Regions from separate parts of the Homo sapiens genome. Here all the other regions are linked to region 1. Evidence: chromatin loops called from intact Hi-C (ENCODE). Cell type or tissue: CD4-positive, alpha-beta T cell. All regions are shown on one strand. Region 1 holds the start of LOC101927344 (a long non-coding RNA gene). Region 2 has its middle 7.7 kb from the start of TCF20. Region 3 holds the start of LINC01315 (long intergenic non-protein coding RNA 1315). Region 4 overlaps CCDC134 (coiled-coil domain containing 134).

The links. A loop is a pair of places that touch in the nucleus more often than their neighbours do. Peaks named below come from ENCODE experiments on the same cell type or tissue, not always from the same donor. Only the 100,000 strongest peaks of a DNase experiment are listed, where the experiment ranks them.
Region 2: it touches region 1 in a loop (11-fold over the local background); 49 of 110 quality-filtered maps call a loop at or near these places.
Region 3: a loop joins it to region 1, with 7 times the contacts of the local background. A loop is called at or near these places in 25 of 110 quality-filtered maps.
Region 4: a loop joins it to region 1, with 4 times the contacts of the local background. A loop is called at or near these places in 4 of 110 quality-filtered maps.

Annotation. Positions count from the first base shown.
Region 1 is chr22:42,436,231-42,438,730 of GRCh38, reverse strand. LOC101927344 (a long non-coding RNA gene) reads right to left here and starts at 564. Exons shown (of 6, transcript NR_188414.1): 1 at 399-564. It also overlaps a transcript of NFAM1 not described here. RefSeq lists enhancers at 15-516, 480-529, 1,270-1,369. In CD4-positive, alpha-beta T cell, CTCF peaks have their summits at 864 and 1,064 (motif pointing right); DNase peaks (open chromatin) are centred at 800, 1,090 and 2,488; H3K4me3 peaks cover 708 bases; H3K27me3 peaks cover 299 bases.
Region 2 is chr22:42,277,130-42,279,629 of GRCh38, reverse strand. It overlaps a transcript of TCF20 not described here. Among named protein-coding and RNA genes, the nearest start is that of TCF20, 7.7 kb to the right of the region's middle. RefSeq lists an enhancer at 1,224-1,473. In CD4-positive, alpha-beta T cell, a CTCF peak has its summit at 1,141; a DNase peak (open chromatin) is centred at 1,109.
Region 3 is chr22:42,367,921-42,370,420 of GRCh38, reverse strand. LINC01315 (long intergenic non-protein coding RNA 1315) reads left to right here and starts at 1,213. Exons shown (of 2, transcript NR_120597.1): 1 at 1,213-1,363. It overlaps LOC124905126 (a long non-coding RNA gene), which reads right to left and starts at 929. Exons shown (of 2, transcript XR_007068114.1): 1 at 717-929. RefSeq lists a silencer at 1,017-1,176 and enhancers at 884-1,178, 1,547-1,666, 1,959-2,500. In CD4-positive, alpha-beta T cell, no CTCF peak of the experiment used is centred here; DNase peaks (open chromatin) are centred at 1,020 and 1,720; H3K4me3 peaks cover 1,735 bases; H3K27me3 peaks cover 991 bases.
Region 4 is chr22:41,821,709-41,824,208 of GRCh38, reverse strand. All of the region lies in intron 6 of CCDC134 (coiled-coil domain containing 134), which reads right to left. Among named protein-coding and RNA genes, the nearest start is that of SREBF2, 10 kb to the left of the region's middle. RefSeq lists enhancers at 1-427, 1,139-1,208. In CD4-positive, alpha-beta T cell, a CTCF peak has its summit at 1,257 (motif pointing left); a DNase peak (open chromatin) is centred at 1,268.

The sequences.
Region 1 (2,500 bases):
AAACTACTTTTCTATCAACATCTCACTGTTTGCAGAGTGCTCTCACTTCGTTTACTTCCATTGTTCTTCACTAAACCCTGACAAAGTGGGTATTTCATCCCCATTTTGTGGATGCAGAAACTGCCCCCCACTTCAACGCCTGAGGAGACAAGGCTGGGATGCAAACTGAGCTCACGCCAGAGCCCCTGCCCTTCCCAGGACGCGGCGCTGTCCCTACAAGGAGGAGGGAGAGGGGAGGGAGTGGGGAAGGGAGAAAGGTTGCCGGGAGGAGGAGGAAGGATGGAAGGGAGGGAGGGAGGGCAGGTGGGGGGCAGAAGGGGCGGGGAGGAGGGAGGAAGTGGGAAGGAGGGCGAAGAAGGGAGAAGCGGGGGAACGGAGAGGGGGAGGGAGTATCAAACCTGTCCCATATTTGAGAGGTGCTTCGGGCAGTTTCCGAAGTGTGAGAGCCAGGGTCTGTTTAAATGCAGATTTCCTGGCCCTGCAACTCTCTGGGGTGGAGCCAGCGTGTCTGCAGAATAGTGGCAGCCACACACACACCCTCTGCTCACGGGAGACTGAGGCTCTGGTCTCACAGAACCTGAGAACTGTGGGTGAGGAAGCATGAATAGCCTCAGGGGAGGCTAATTGCTTCCTTAATTAGCTGAACCCGCGCTGGGGAGCCCTGCCCGGAAAGTCCCAGTTGCTGGGAAGGATGGGACTGGCTTGCCTGGCGGCCAATAACCGTTTCCGCTGGCGGCTGCCCCCGAGGAGACTGTGCGGCGTTTCCAGCAGAAACAGCACGAGGGGAAAGGGCCGGGCCACCGCGGTGCCCAGGAAGGGATTTAAAGAGGCAAGCTGAGGTCCTGCAGCCGCCACGCCCTGCACCCTGTACCGACAGCCCTCCGCCGGCACACTCTTGGTTCTGCCTGCACCGGACCCCCCCGGAACCCCCACTGCCCTATCCCACTGCCGCTCAAGCCCTATCTTGATCTTGCTAGGCGGTGGCCTCAGGGCAGCCCAGGACCCCTAGAGGGGGAAGAAGGGTCACGGAGAGGAAATCTCAGGTGAGGGCGTTCCCATGTCTACCACCAGGTGGCACCATCAGCACAGGCCAACCCTGGGGCCGTCCTGCGTGGCCAGGAGGGGAAGTGGGTGGCACCGTTAGTGGGGGACTTGGTGGCTCTGGCGTCTGTTGTCTGAGGGCCTCCTGGTTCTGTGCTCGTCTCTTTCAGGGACATGGTTGTGTCAAGGGCCCGAGCCTCCCAGAACCTTGGCACATGGTGGACGTGGAATAAATGTTGAAAATTGTGGCCGGGTATGGTAGGTCACACCTGTAATCCCAGCACTTTGGGAGACCGAGGCGGGCAGATCACTTGAGGCCAGGAGTTCGAGACCAGCCTGGCCAACATGGTAAAACCCCGTCTCTACTAAAAAATACAAACATAGCCGGGTGTGGTGGTGGGTGCCTTTAATCCCAGCTGCTTGGGAGGCTGAGACAGGAGAATCACTTGAACCTGGGAGGAGGAGGTTGCAGTGAGCCAAGATCGCACCACTGCACTCCAGCCTGGGTGACGGAGCGAGACTCCATCTCAGAAAAAAAAAAAAAAAAAGACAAAAAGAAAAAATCATGCCACCTTTGTTTTTTGTTTCTTCCAGATCTTGAAGATTCCTTTTGGTGTGGCGGGGTTGGGGAGTTGGCACTAGCTCCTTGCTGCCTCCCAGAAACTGAGCATAGCAGGGGGACCATGGTATGTGTCCAGTAGAAAAGCCCGGGTCCCCTCTGTGACCTCAAGCAGGTGAGTCACTGTTTTTCTCCCTCACTAAATATGTCAGCTGAGGCGTATAATATCTGCCCTGATTAAAGGACCAGGTGAATTGCAGGAGAGCGCAGTGGTTAAAGCCAGGTCCCGGGAGCTGGAGCCCTTGTTCCACTGCGTCTTCGCTGTGTGGCCTTGGGCAAGTGGCTTGTGTTCTCTGAACTCCAGTTTCCTCATCTGCGAAGCAGGAGCAGTCATAACACCTCCCATACAAGGTTTCTATGAGGGCTGAAGTACAAGAAAAGCCTTTAGAACTGTGTCTGGCATCAAACAAATGCTTAAGAGCCAAAAATACAAGCAGCTGGAACTGAGAGGGGATTCTGGAGACAAGCCAGGCCAGGCTTCCAGCCCGGGCAGCCTGCGGGCAGATGGCCTCCAGGTGGGTCTGCCTGCCTCTGGTGGGGTCAGCACCACCCAGCTGCAGGGCCACTGCGAGGCACAAGACGGCCCCAGAGGTAAACCCGGCTGCTCCTAGGATGGAGGCTGCCCTTTTTGATAGTGAGGGTGTTTGAGAGAGAGGGTGGATCGGCCCCTGAGTACCCTGGAACCCTTTTTGCCTCAGTGAAGCCAGCTCAGAGGGTCATTCTGAGGGGTCCCTCCTGCTGGTCGGCTCAGCTCCTCTTGGTGCTGGAGTCTTTGGGGAGGAAGGAAGTGATTTTCGCAGCCGCAGCGGGGAGCAGAGGGATCTCCTTCCCACGGCACTT
Region 2 (2,500 bases), 160 kb after region 1:
ACTGAGAAGCGCAGTCACTGTGTGCCTGCAGCCCTCACTCGGGGGTGATGTTAATGTCCCTGTTCTACGGGTGAAAAGGCTGAGGCTTCAGGAGCTTAGGGAGCTTGCCGAAGGTCACATTGCCCTCTGTCCTTCCTTATTTTATTTTATTTATTGAGAGGGAGTCGCTCTGTTGCCCAGACTGGAGTGCAGTGGCGCAATCTCTGCTCACTGCAACCTCTGCCTCCCAGGTTCAAGTGATTCTCCAGCCTCAGCCTTCCAAGTAGCTGGGATTACAGGCACCTGCCACCAGAGATAGGGTTTCACCATGTTGGCCAGGCTGGTTTCGAACTCCTGACCTCAGGTGATCCGCCCGCCTCAGCCTCCCAAAGTGCTGGGACTACAGGTATGAGCCACTGCACCTGGCCCTTCCTTTCTTTTTCACACCCACCTACTACCAAGAAGGCACAGAGGCAGATGATGATGCTGGGAGTCCATCTGAGGCAGGACGGGTAAAGGAAGCCTAGAGAGCCCTAGGGGAGGAGGCTGGGGAGACACAAAACTTGTGAAGAAGTGGTTACCATGCATGTCTGTCATCATTTGCCCACAGAGGGATATACTGATAATGGGAATAATGGTCGTCAGGTGGGCAGGGGAAGGGGTACCCTGCACCATCATGTCTGCTGAGGAAGATACAGTCGTGGTTCCCTCTTCCCAAGATGTTTCTGCTCACCTTTGCTCAGGACATGGGGTTGCTTAAGGGCAATGTGTGGGTTCAGATCCGGCCTCTGCACTCACCTGCCGTGTGATCTCAGGCTAATTATTTATTGCTCTGAGCCTTAGCGTCCACGCCTGTACATGGGGATGGTCATCGTATTCACAGTGTTGTGAGGATGTTACGAGTGGACGCAGGTAATGCACTTAGCACCATGCCTAGCTGGCGGGAGAGCTCTAGGAATGTTCTCTGTTGTCGGCCTCTTGAATCAGCCTTGCCTCTCCTCAGCATTCCCTCAGCACCTGCTGTAAGTCAGCGCCAAACCCAGGCAGCCTCCTCCTGTGCCCTGGGCTAAGCCGCCAGCCTCCAGGCCTGGGAGCTGAGCGTCTGGATCTGCCGCGCAGGGGGAACAGCCTCTGAGAGTTGGTGTGTTGGCTCCCACTGCTGGCGTGACAGACATCCTGAGGAAATATGTCACTTTACAATAGTTTTCAAAGAAATTTCTAGAAAGCTCTTTTAACCCTACGGGGGCCATTCATAGCCTGGACTTCCGTTAGGTCCTAGTCTCAGTTTTTTCTTGATTTGCTGAGGTCCCGCCCTCTCCCGGGCCTCAGTTTCCTCATCTGTAAAGCAGTAACTACCCAGCTCAGAGGGCTGCCCGTGTGAGATGAAACTGCTCCTGTGAAACATGCTTTGTAACCTTGAGAGCACTTTACAGAGCTTTCGGTTCTGTTTCTGGTCATTCACCAGACGGCCGCAGGCAGATGCCTGGGCAGGGTCATACTGTGTGCCCAGGCTGGGTGTGCACAGCAGTGGGATGCCAGCTTGGCTCTCAAGGGCTCCCTGAGTCGTGGCCTCACTAAAACCCTTGAACTTTGTAATTTCTAGAGAATGTGGAAGGCTTTACAGGCAGCCCTGCTCCTTCGCAGGGAAATGCTGATAAGCGTCTTGTCCTGGTCACTGGTTCAACCCACGTATGTTTTTGGAGCAGCTCCTTGTGCTGGGCACTGGCCTGGCTGATGAGGATGAAGCTGAAGACCAGAGGTCAGCCTTGCCTTTGAGAGCTTGGCCTAGGAAGAGGGATATGGAAACTCACATCCAAAACCCTGATGACTGAGGTTCAGGGTGACGTGACACAGGGCCTGCACTTCTCAGAAGAGGCTCAGCCACAGGGCAGGATCGCGTCTAAATACATACTGGCTTGTGTCCTGTGCTCAGAATCCTTCATCATCTCCTCTTTTTGCCCAGGGATAAAGTCGCAAAGCCTCTGTGGCCTGTACTGTCCTGCTCCAGCTGCATCTCCAGCTTTCTCATTTCACTTACATTACCCTGCAGGCCCCTGTGCCCTTCCTGGAAATCTACTTGTTCCCTCCTACCGCAGGGCCTTTGCCCATGCCGTGCCCTCTGCCTGGAGCTCTCCTCCAACTTCACCATGTGGTTACTTCCTACTTGTCTTTCAGGCCTCAGCTCAAATGTCCTAGATCCCCAAGGCTCAGGGTCCCTATTGTACATCTGCTGTGCTCCTGCCACACTTTCTTACTAATTTGTATCATGGCTGTTATCAGATGATTATTTATGTGATGATTCTTTTTCTAACAGCTCCATGGCACCATAAACTTCATGACCACAGGGACCCTTGGGATCAATGCTTGTCATAAGGGCTCAGTCAATGTTTGTTGAATGAATGAATAAGTGTTAAGAGTTTGTGGAGGAGGTGGCATTTGAGTAAGACTTGAAAGAGGATATAATTTCAATCTGTAGGGAAGAGGGAACGGCATTCCTGCTGCAGGGAGCAGACAGGCACAG
Region 3 (2,500 bases), 68 kb after region 1:
GCAGTGGTGCCATCTCGGCTTACTGCAAGCTCCGCCTCCCGGGTTCACGCCATTCTCTTGCCTCAGCTTCCCGAGTAGCTAGCTGGGACTACAGGTGCCCACCACCACGCCAGGCTAATTTTTTGTATTTTTAGTAGAGACGGGTTTTTTTTTTTTTCTGTCACCCAGGCTGGAGTGCAAGTGGTACAATCATAACACTGCAGCTTCCAACTCCTGGGCTCAAGTGATCCTCCCACCTCAGCCTCCCAAGTAGCTGGGAGTACAGGTGCACACCACCATGCCCAGAAAACTTCTTAATTTTTTTTTTGTAGAGACGGGGTTTCGCCATGTTGCCCAGGCTGGTTTCGAACTCCTGGGCGCAAGCGCTTCTCCCACCCTGGCCTCCCAAAGTGCTAGAATTATAGGCGTGAGCCACAGGACCTGGCAGTAATAACCCATCTTCTAACCTATCTTGTGCTCTAACACAACACTCTTGATAGACGGGAAACTGAGCTCTGACACTGCACAGGGCATCACTGTGTAGAGGATCCGAGATCCAGTAATGTAAGCATGTCCCAGCATCAGCTCAGCCATTCATCCCCACGTGACCGAATTTCGCTGCACCTCGGTTTCCTCATCCTCGGGAGAGAATAGTAATATCTCCTAGGGATGTTGCCAACATTAAAGATAGCTCTAAACACCTGTATGCATATTTTCCACGAATTCATTCAACTAACCGTTTTGAGCACGTACTGTGTGCTAGGCCCTGGGGAGACAGTGGTGAGCAGCACGAACCCCATGTCCCTATCTCCAGGTGCTGTTTGGTAGAGAAGGACAAGGAAATGCAGGTAGCGTTATGATAGGGACCACGGAAGCAGAGAGGAAAAGGCCGCAGAGTTCAGGAAGGTCCGAAAGAGCAGCGGCCACCGCCGGAGCGAAAAGGCAAAGAATGAAATCCACAAACCCCCACCCCTACGGCCTTAGTCCCTTCTTTGTCTCAGCCAATCAGACGTCAGCAGTGCTGGCCGACCGACCAATCAAGAGCTGGAACAGGAGCCCTAGTCTCAGGCCCGGTTTCCGCGGGGAGGGCGGCCGGAACCAGCGCGCCCCGCCCCTGCCCCGACCACGCCCCGCCCGCCCCGGTCCGGCCCCTCCCCAGACCACGCCCCGCTGCAGCCAGCTTCGCCCGCCCAGAGCCCCGTGGCCAGCGGCCGGCCGCGGGGCCTTTTTGTCCTGAGGGCCAGAGAAAGGGAGAAGGGGGTGGGGGGACAGCCACGTGGCCGCAGGAGGATTTACAACATTTTCTTTCGCCATCGATGTTATCGCAAAATGTGTGAGAGAAGCGGCTGCGCAGCCCGGACGGGAGCGTGAGGGTGCGGGCCAGGTAAGCAGCCCCGGCGGTTTCGCCGCATACGGGACTGCGGGGCGACCGCGGGCACCAGCCACGCGCAGCGGCTCCGCGGGGTCTCGGCCGGGTCCGCGCTCTGAAGGATCTCGAGAGCCATGGATGGTGCAGGCGGGACCCTCGAGCTGCAGCATCTCCGGTGACCCGGGGTTGCCGAGGAGGTGGAGACCAGCACAGGTGGTCCGGCCCGGGCGCCTCCGAATCCGGGGGTGGTCAAGACGGATCCCCAAGGCTGAGGTCGGCAGTCCCGGGGACTCGCAGCTGTTGAGCCTGTGGAGACGCGGCCCCGTGACCGAGGCACCCTTCAGCAACCCGGGGGCAGGTGAGACCGTGTAGACTTGCGCTTGCGGTTGAACCGCGAGCAGGTGTAGACGCGGGCGGGTTCTGGACGCGGAAAGTTTGCCAGAGCGCGCTGAGCGGGCTGGCGGGGAGGAAGGGTCTGGGCGTAGGCGGAGCCGCGCCTCCGAGGGGCCAGGCGCACATCTGGGGCGGGGACGGGACCCACCTGTCGGGTCTCAGCCGCATCCCAGGGCGGAAGCTCCTTGGGCGAACTCCAAACTCCAGCCTCAGCGGCTGGAATTCGGGTGCCCCCCTTCCTCGGGAGCTGGAGAAACTGCAGCTGAGGCGGGAGAGGGATTTGGGGCGACAGAGCGAGACCAAAGGGGGCTCATTTTGAGACTTTTAGACGGGATCATCAAGCGCTCACTCTGTCCCTGGCTCCGGGGAAGCCTGGGGAGTCTCCACCTCACTTGTGAGGAAGCTGAGGGACGAAGAGGCCAATTTGGCACCCGTCCCACGCTCGTAATCAGACCCAGGGACTCAAACCCCATTTGTCCTGGCTCCTCTTCTTCCACCTCCGCCTCAGTGAGGAGAAAGGGTGCTAGCCATGGGGGTAGTGCAGGTGAGACCTGGGGCTGGGATGCAGGGAAGCCCTGGATTGAGACCTTCGGATCTGCTGGGGGTGGATCCCACTCCCTCTCTGTAGCTCCAGGTGGCCCCGCAGCACTGGGTGAGAGAATGAACGCAGGAGGGAAGCTGGTGGCAGAGTACTGGGCAGGGGGTGCTAGTGCCCACCTGCTTTGTGTCCGGGGTGCTGTGCCTGGAGCGCTTCGGGTG
Region 4 (2,500 bases), 610 kb after region 1:
CTAGACCTGCCCTGACTCCCTGAGGGGCTGCTCCTGGTGGTGTGCTCCCTTCAACTTTGTGCTGATTCCTTCTTTCTTGTGCCCATCGCCCTCCCAGACAGCACATTCCATGAGGGTAGGAGGATAGTGTCCTCTGCCACAAGGCCTTAGCACAGAGTCTTCCTGGCTTTTCAAGAGCATTCAATATGTGTTTTTTCAATGAATGAGCAAGCCACGTTAGAATAGGAAATACAATAGCACAGCAGGTCCTCGAATAAAGTGGTTTAGTTCAAGGTCGTGTCATTATAATGTGGATGAGAAAAAAAACAATCGATTCCTGGCCAGGGCCACTGTCTGTGTGGAGTCCACACATTCTCCCCGTGTTCTGGTGGGTTTTCTCTGGGTACTCCAATTTCTTCCCACATCCCAAAGATGTGCATGTTGGGTTCACTGGTATGTCTACACTGTCTCAGTCTGACTGTGGAGGCATGTGTGAGTGTGCCCTGTGATGGGAGGGCGTCCTGTCCAGGGTTGGTTCCTCCCTTATGCTCTGAGTTGCTGGGAGAGGCTGGACCCTGAACGGGACTAAATGGATAAATAATTATTTTACTTGTTTTGATGAATCTTTCTTAAATGTATGTATAGTTCACATTTATTTCAATGTTTCATATTAAGAGTGTTTTGGTTTTTATTTTGAAGACTGGAGTTGGGCGCCGTGGCTCATGCCTATAATCCCAGCATTTTGGGAAACTGAGGTGGGCAGATCACTTGAGGTCAGGAGTTCAAGACCAGCCTGGTCAACATAGCGAAACCTTGTCTCTACTGAAAAATACAAAAATTAGTCAGGTGTGGTGATGGGCGCCTGTATTCCCGGCTACTTTGGAGGCTGAGACAGGAGAATCACCTGAACCCAGGAGGCGGGGGTTGCAGTGAGCTGAGATTGTACCACTGCACTCCAGTCTGGGCAACAGAGCGAGACTTTGTCTCAAAAAAAAAAAAAAAAAAAAAATTCTGGTAATGGTTTTTTGACCAGAAATATGCTGTAGTAACTTAACTCTTATTTATATCTATTACCCTATGGTAAATTGGTTTGTAATACATAGATTCACTTAAAGTCACAGTTTCCAAGAACCTATGGATGATGTTAGGTGAAGATTTACTATGCCTACAACTCAGGTAGCTGTGCTGTAAAACACACCCTTTTATTTGTTCCTAGGGCAATTGTGACAAATGTTTGATCTGATCAAAGTAGATACTAAAAACAAACAAATGGCTCCACCTTGTGGAATAATCTGCCTACCAGGTTAGATTGAGTCATGACTTTGGAAGATGGGGGGATTCACAGAAGTGTAGCCCAGAGAAGGTAAGTGAGTCACATAGCATGTGGTAGGCCCAACTAGGACTAGCCTTGCAGGCTGCACACTTCCCTGCCTAGTACTTCCCTACCACACTCTGCTCCTGTCTCTGTGAGTGAATCCTGATCCACTTAAGACGGGGAGCTGGGAGACCCCTTAGGCCACAGAGACCCCATTCCTCTCTGACTCTGGCTGGGCAAGGGCAAGTCAAGAGATCTTAGCCCCTTCAGCCTCAGCAGGCTCAGCCTAACCTAGCCGGGTCAGAAGAGAAACACACCCATCCTTTCCCTGTTCCCTTCCCCACCTAGGCCTGGCAGTGCCTAGTCATCTTTTGAATCTATCTTTAGATGTCTCCCCAGGAATCTTCCCTGGCCACCCCTGATTGTACCTGACCAGCCTGGGTCAGGTCAGCAGGCTGATGGCCAACACAGCACTGTGGTTAAGAGCATGGTTCAAGAGGCAGACCACATGTATTTGAACCTTCACTCCATCACTTACTGGCTGTGAGACCTCAGGTTGATTACTGTACCTCCCTGTGCCTCCGCTGTCTTCACTGTTAGGTTAGTCATCAATTTATTTCCTCTCTATTCCAAATTCACTCTTCATTGCCTGCTCTGCAAAAATGCATCTGGCTCCAGGATAGAGCCCCAAACTCCTAAGCTTGTTGTTCAAAGGCCCGGACCCCATGCTACGTCTCCAGCCTTATCTCCTCCTGTCTTCAAGCTACCCTGCTCTGCCTGTCCCTGACAACAACCACATCCTCCATAGCCTCAAGCATGCCACTCTGGCCACCGCCTTCTACCTTCTCTAACTCCTTAGCCCTACAATAACCACGAGCAGGCCCTCCGTGCTGCCGGCAATCCAGCCTCATTCCCTGGTCCGCTCATCCTCCTGCTCTCCTGCACATACCTTCTCCTCAAGCCTCCGTGCTCCCCTCACTCCCAGACCATGACCTTGCTTTCTATCTCACAGAGAGGATGAAAGTAGCAGGAGACAACCCCCACAGCTCGACCACCACACCCACCAACCCATTTGCTTCTGTGCCCACATGCTCTGCCCGCCCTCCTGTTCAAGGTTAAGGACCTGCTCTTCTGTACAAGGCCAAGCCTTCCCCCAGCACTACAACTCACCCCTCCTCACCTCCTCCAGATGAGGCTCCAGCAACC